Regions from separate parts of the Homo sapiens genome. Here region 1 is linked to region 2. A link is a contact called in ENCODE Hi-C data. All regions are on one chromosome and are shown on one strand. The core of a region is the stretch at or near the end of the contact, and the rest is flanking DNA. Distances in the headings are between cores, read along the strand shown.

The links. A loop is a pair of places that touch in the nucleus more often than their neighbours do. Pooled maps may share reads with other maps.
Region 1: a loop to region 2 is called in a map of K562, with 6 times the contacts of the local background. The contact joins the enhancer-like site here to the promoter of DEPDC1-AS2 in region 2. A Hi-C loop is called at or near these places in 2 of 168 maps with a recorded cell type or tissue (A673 and K562) and 2 of 50 pooled maps.

What each region holds. Positions count from the first base shown.
Region 1 is chr1:70,485,873-70,489,324 of GRCh38, reverse strand. No RefSeq gene overlaps it. Among named protein-coding and RNA genes, the nearest start is that of CTH, 76 kb to the right of the region's middle. Within about 2 kb of position 1,997, at least 5 of the 41 ENCODE cell types and tissues checked have a DNase peak (open chromatin) inside an H3K27ac peak, as active enhancers do.
Region 2 is chr1:68,477,451-68,481,392 of GRCh38, reverse strand. It overlaps DEPDC1-AS2 (DEPDC1 antisense RNA 2), which reads right to left and starts at 2,264. Exons shown (of 2, transcript NR_198991.1): 1 at 2,084-2,264. It overlaps DEPDC1 (DEP domain containing 1), which reads left to right. Exons shown (of 12, transcript NM_001114120.3): 10 at 2,073-2,249; 11 at 3,421-3,606.

The sequences.
Region 1 (3,452 bases), core at 748-3,247, 2.0 Mb before region 2:
TAGTCTTTTTACTAAAGATATCCATAGTTGAAACACTATGATTTCAACATTAGTACAACAATCACGTTAGCATCCTTTCCGCTCAGATTGAAGAACTCCCTTTAGTGGTTCTTTTAGGACAATTCTGATAGCAATAAATTCCCTCAGGTTTTGTTTCATTTGTTCCTCTTCATTTCTGAAGGATAGTTTTGCTAGGTACAGTGCTCTTGGTTGACAGGGTTTTTTTTTCTTTTAGCACTCTGAATATATTTCGCTTCATCCCAGCCTATAAGATTTCTGCTGGGAAGCCTGTCGCCAAGTGTATTGGATCTTCCTTACATGTTATTTGCTTCTTTTCTCTTACTGCTTTCAGAATCATCTTTTTGTCTTTGACCCTTGAGAGTTTGGTTATATGTCTTAGGGTAATCTTATTTGAGTTTAATCTGATTGGTGACTTTTGACCTTCTTGTACCTGGATATTTATATCTTTCTCCAGATTTGAAAACTTTTAATTATTATTATTTCAATCTTCCTATTAAATATCTCTGATAAATTTCTGAATTATCTCTATTTTCTTGAAATTTATTGATCTTCCTAAAAACAGCTTTTTTAAATTATTTGTCTGAGAGATCACACATCTCTATCACTCTAGAGTCAGTCTCTGGCACCTTATTTTCTGGGGAGGTCATATCTTCCTGAATGTTCCTAATACTTGTGGATCTGTGACAACGTCTGTGCATTCAGGGATTGGATGTTTATTTTAGTCATTGCAGTCTGGCTTTGTTTGTGCCTGTCCTCCTTCAAAAGGCCTTCCAGGGATTCTAAGTATACTGACTGTATTAGTTCATTCTCATACTGCTATGAAGAACTGCCCAAGACTGGGTAACTTATAAAGGAAAGAAGTTTAATTGACTCATAGTTCCACATGGCTGGAGAGGCCTCAGGAAACCTACAATCATGGCAGAAGGCACCTCTTTACAGGGTAGCAGGAAGGAGAAGAGCAAGTAGGGAAAATGCCAGGCACTTATAAAACCATCAGATCTCATGAGACTCACTAATTATCATGAGAACAGCATGGAGGAAACTGCCTCCATGAACTAATTACCTCCACGTGGTCCCGCCCTTGACACGTGAGGATTATAGGGATAATGGGGATTGTGGGGATTACAATTCAAGATGAGATTTTGAGTGGAGGCAACAGCGAAACCTTATCACTGACTGTTGTGTTTTTTGAGACTGCGGCCATTGCAACCATCTCAACACTAGAGGATGCTCTAAGCCCAGGTTTGCTATGAGTCTCATGAGAAGGTGGCATGGCTTTCTGGCCCAGATAGACCCAGGGAAGACCCAAGGAGGGTATTGGGGCTGTATGGGAATTCTGGCCAAGGTCTTGAGTCCAGAAGACTGCCCTGGTGGCCCAGACATGTATACCTCCCAGCATGCCTCTGCACAGTCAATATGTGTCCTGACTGCAGCGTGAGGGACTGGTGTTGAAACTGGGCCTCTTTGGGATCTGCTGGCAGGCCCAATTCATTGACTGTAATGTGCATGCATCACCCAAAAGGTCCCTACACAACTAGGGTCATTCGTCAAATACAACAGCAGTGGCTGGAGATGAGACTGGGCCCCAATGTGGAAGGGATAGCACGCCTTCCACATTGACTCAGACAGGTATGCATCTCTCAGCATGTGCCTGCACAAACAAGATAGTTCCTGGCTGCAGCAGGAAGGACTAGAGCTGAGACCAGGCCCCCTTGGGATCTGCTATGGGACAGAGGCTAGAGAGCTCCATCTTAACTCAGAGGGGTGGGTGTTGCCCAGCAAGTTACTTTGCAGATGCAGTATTTCCCTGACTGCAGCTGGAGGGGCCAGAGCTGAAACTTGGCCTCCTCAGGTTCTGTTGTGGGATAGAGGCTGGAAAGCCCTGACTCATTGGCTCAGAATGTGCATGTGTCTCAGAAAAACCCTGAACAGATGGAATAGTTCCCTGATTACAGCAAGAGGGGTCAGAGCTGAGACTGTGTTTTGGCAGGAGCTCCTGTTGGACAGAGGCTGGAGAGCTCATCTCACAGGGCCAGAAAGGTGCTTGTCTCCCAGCAGGTCTCAGTTCAGGCAGGATAGCTTCCAAACTCCAGCAGGAGAGGCCAGAACTAAAACTGGGCTCCCTCAGGATCTGCTGTGATGCAGAAGCTGGACAGCCCAGTCTCAGTGACTCAGAGGCAGGTGTGTGTGTCTCCCAGGACTTCCCTGCACAGATGAGATAGTTCCCTGATCGCAGAAGGAGGGCCCTGAGCTGGGACTGGCTCAGGGTCTGCTGTGGGATCAAGGTTGGCAAGCACATCAGGGAGGCTCAGACTACCAGACTGCAAGAGATGGGTAAGTATCCCTCTGGGCCCTTTTATAAGCAGCTCTGAGCTGGGACCTCAGCTGAAGAAGGCTGGGCCAGAGCCATACAGCAACTTTCAGGTTCCATGCCCAGACTGATATCAGCAGGCAGACTAACCTTTCTGCCAAGGAACTAGTGTGCTCAATTCCTTCTGGACCCCTTGGCAGATGGTTTTGGTTGCAGGCTCAAAGCCAAATGGAACTAGAGCCAAGCACCTTGGAGGACTAGGCCACTTCTGGGCTTGAACCCAGGTGCAAACTTGGTGAATCAACCGCTTGACAGCACTGTCAGTCTGGACTCTCAAAACGATCCTTCTAGGTCTTGGACTCCATCAGGGTTTCACAAGCATCTACCTGAATACTGAGGCTCTTATAGAGTGACTTTTAACTATGTCTTGGTGTAGATTTCTTCTTGTTGGGAGGATATAAGAGGGTTACCTTCTATTCCACTATCTTGGTGATGTAATCTGCCTCCATTTTTGCTCATTTTTGTTTGTTTGTTTGTTTCTTTTTGACACATGGTATCATTCTGTTGCCCAGACTGCAGTTTAGTGGAGTGATCTCAGCTCACTGCAACCTCTGCCACCTGGGCTCAAGCAATCCTCCCACCTCAGTCTCCCAAGTAGCTGGAACTACAGGCATGTGTGACCACGCCCGGCTAATTTTTATATTTTTTGTAGAAATGGGGCTTCACCATGTCACCCAGGCTGGTCTCAAATTCCTAGACTCAAGTGATCCGTTCGTCTTGGCCTCCCAAAGCGCTGGGATTACAGGTATCAGCCACCACACCCGGCCCATTTTTGCTCATTCTTATCTTTTCATCAGACATACCACCATCCTCACAAACACCTGCTGGTTGAAATGTTGTTCATATTAGTTTTTTGTTACTGCTGAAATAAATTACTGCAAGTTTAATAGCTTCAAAAACACAGATATATTATCATAAGGTTCTTTAAGTTCACAGTCTTACATGGTCTCACCGGGCTAAAATCAAGGTGCTGCATACCTTTCTGAAGCTCTGGAGGAGAATCCACTTTCTTGCCTCTTCTGGTTTCTAGAGCCTCCTGCATTCCTCAGCTTATGTCCAC
Region 2 (3,942 bases), core at 1,015-3,514:
ATAACAAAACCAAACTACGTAAAAGTACTACTCAAGTGATGTCTTAGTCTTAAAGTGCTAGATTCTTAGGTTGGAAAGGCTCTTTAACCTTTCCTAGCAGCAGAATTTTGGTGTATTAATCTTTTGTGCACACTCTGTTATACTTTCACATGCTGATGTTAATCCTGGCTAAGGACTTTGCCTGCTCATTCATCCTGAATCACTTCATAGTGATTGACCAGTCAGACCACGTTATGTTGCCTTGTGCCAATTCTGTTTGGTGGATAAGGAAGAAGAAATGTAGGTACTGTTGAAAGCCTAAGGAGACTATAACTGTGGACGCAGAGAACTAATGGAACTTAATACAGTAAGTCAGTGTTTCAGAGAATATAGTAATGGAAAAGTAGGTCATCGTGGACAAGAAGTTGGGAAGCACTATTGCCAAACAGCCTTAGGCTCCTTGTGAAAATGAGGATAAGGGCATTTATATGCAGACAATTGATTGGAAATGAACTCTTGAAATAGTATCTTTAATCTCTTTCTTTTTTTTTAAGTCACCACTTCCTCAAAATGCAACTTCAATTTACAAGAGGTTCTTATAGCAAGGAATCCGGAGTTATGCTTTCTTCCACGCGTTATTAAAGATAGTTCTTTAACAATGACAGACCTAATATAAAGAAGAAGAATTATTCTTGAGTAATTATAGCACTATTAAAAAGCTAGGAAGTTTATAGAGGAAGATGTTTTCAGAGACATGACTGGGAAGGTGATAATTTTGGTTTTGCACTTTTAAGATTTGAAGTCATAGGACCTCCAAGAGAAATTGAAATTTGTCCAACAGAATGTTGGAAATATGAGCCAGGTGAAGAAAGATCAGGGGAGAATGCAAATTGATTTGGTCATTTACATAGGGATAGTACTTGAAGCTATGAGAGTAGATGAGCTCTACAAGGCTAAGAGTGTGAAGAAAGAGCAAAAGGCTGAGGTCTGAGCCATGGAAGGAGACAGGAAACCCCGAGTGATGTGTAGGAATAAAACTAAAAATGTATCAATTCTATAAATATTCTGATCATCTACTATGTGTGAAATATTTAAAACAATTCTGATTTCTAAGTATTTTAGAATGAGGGGTGTGTGTGTGTGTGTGTGTGTGTGTGTGTGGTACAGTTAGAGGGTTGCATAGATATAAGTGAAAGTAACGAGAGTAATAAGTGAGAGTAATCAATTTTATCCCAGGATTTGAAGATCCCATAAGATGGAATTGAAAAATGTGTGTTTTAAATTGCTGTCTAAAGACTGACAGAATAAACATTTTTAAAAACTATTTTCCAGCATTTCAAAAGCTAAATGGCATCAGCTTTGCAACCACTTATGAATAGAAGTGTTCTATATGTTACACATTCTCCTGGTTTGTGTTTTTCTGTGGGATTCATTTAATGTAATTAGTTATTGTTCTCTGACAATCTTTAAGCTTAAGCAACATATATATGTGGTATTAATAGAACCTATGGTGTTTACTGATAAAATTGTGACAAAATTGTAGAAAAACCAAAGCCTTTTATAATTCTTGGGAATTACATTAAGGATATACTTTTTTTTTTTTTTTCTGGTTACACAGGATCACGCTCTGTTTCCCAGGCTAGAGTACAGTGGTGTGATCATAGCTCACTGCACCCTGGAATTCCTGGGCTCAAAAAATCCTTCTGCCTCACTCTCCCAAGTAGCTGGAACCACAGTCATGCACCATCATGCCTGGCTAGTTTTTTATTTCTTCATAGGTATAGGGTTTCACTATGTTGCCTAGGCTGGCTTCGAACTCCTTGCCTCAAGTGAGCCTCTCACCTCAGCCTCCCAAAGTGCTTAGATTACAGGCATGAACCACCATGCTCAGCCATGGAAAAACTTTAAAAAGGATTTATGTATAATCAAATTCTTACATTTCTAACTGTATAAATCGTTGTCCTCATTTTTAAACTGAGGGCTGCTTACCACTTTTTCCCAATACTTCACATAATGCTACCTGGAAATTACCGATATTCTAGTTTGTATGCAACCTTAGCTTTTTAAATTCACATCTTTTAATATTTTTCTAGATGATACATACCTTTTCTCGATGTGTGTTATGCTGTGCTGAAGAAGTGGATCTTGATGAGCTTCTTGCTGGAAGATTAGTTTCTTTCTTAATGGATCATCATCAGGAAATTCTTCAAGTACCCTCTTACTTACAGACTGCAGTGGAAAAACATCTTGACTACTTAAAAAAGGGACATGTAAGTATTGTGAGTCTTAAAATTCTCTGCAATAGTCAGTTGCAAGTGGCAAACTCATCTCAAAATAGCTTAATCAAAAAGGGAGACTTTATCAGCTCCCATAAACAACCTCTAAAAGTCAGGAATGTAGACAGAATCTGGGACTCAAATAGCTATATGACTCTTTCCATCCCTCCATCTCTTATTTCTGTGTTGATCCTGTGTTTGACAATGGCTCCTTCACATGATGAGGAATGTGGCTAGTTGAAGTTCATGAGTTAGAGCCTTACATTTGCAATTCAAAGGAAAAAGAGCCATTCCTCCGTCTCCAATTTAAAAGCTCTGGATGTAGACTCTTAGCATAGTTGAGGTTAAATATGCATCGTTTAGGTTGTTAAGAGTGAGTAGGATGGAGATAGGGCCTTACTCTGATTGGTTCTACACAAAGGAGAATTTATTCTTCACAAAAGGTGAAGGTAGAGGGGTAAAATGGGAAGGAACTATTAAAAGAAGGAGAGAAGGAATACTGAGCAGCCAAAATAACAGACATCTACTGTATTCTGTCTTTGGCTGCCCAACACATGTTTATGTTTTTCCCATACATACCATTCTAATATTGCCCTGGCTTATAATTATAACTATCTCCTAGAATTTCTTTCTCTTATCAGAAGATGTTAGAAGCTCTGCCTATGTCCCTAGGCCTCAAAAAAAAAAAAAATACATGAAAACTAAAAATATTTCATTTCAGTAAATATGCTGATCATCTACTACCTGCACTGTCAGAACATTAAAGTCTTAAGATGAATTAGAATAACACTTAGATTGTTATTTTATAGTTAAAAGAATAAAATCCATAGTTAATGGTAATAATTATAATACCTGTCTTTATTTAATGCTTATTGTGGGCTGAGCCCTTTCTATACATTTTCTTATGTAATTTCCATTTTAATGATGAAGAAACAGACCAAGAAAAGTTAAATACATTGTTGAATGCTACAAACCAAGTAGATTATGGAGCTGGGGTTTAGAACCTACTGACTTACATACCTCTACTGCATAATACATAGTTTTTTTAATGGCTGAATGTTTGATTGGTGGTAAATTAATAGGTGCTAGATCCCATCAAAAGAATACTTTATCATATAAGAACATGACCAGAATTAACAGAGTTATATCATTTTGATCACTACAGATTGAAAATCCTGGAGATGGACTATTTGCTCCTTTGCCAACTTACTCATACTGTAAGCAGATTAGTGCTCAGGAGTTTGATGAGCAAAAAGTTTCTACCTCTCAAGCTGCAATTGCAGAACTTTTAGAAAATATTATTAAAAACAGGAGTTTACCTCTAAAGGAGAAAAGAAAAAAACTAAAACAGGTAAGAGAATGAGCAAGTTCTCAATCATGTAAACATTTTCTAATGTGCTGTTCCTGGTTGTTAATAACATTTAGAATCTACTTTCTTATTTTAATATTTTAGATTTTAAGTTTGAGTTATATAGACTATATATTATGATGTCTTGTATATGTGCGTTAACCTAAAACATGTGAGTACCTACCTGATTTTGCTCTTTATCCTGAATTTTAAAATAATACCAACAGTAATAATATATACTCTCCTTTTTCACTGGTATTTTGTATAATTATAGCTTGGATTAGCCTGGGAAAGCAATTTATAAGGTATGGATATGTATCTTTGAGTGACTTATCACTG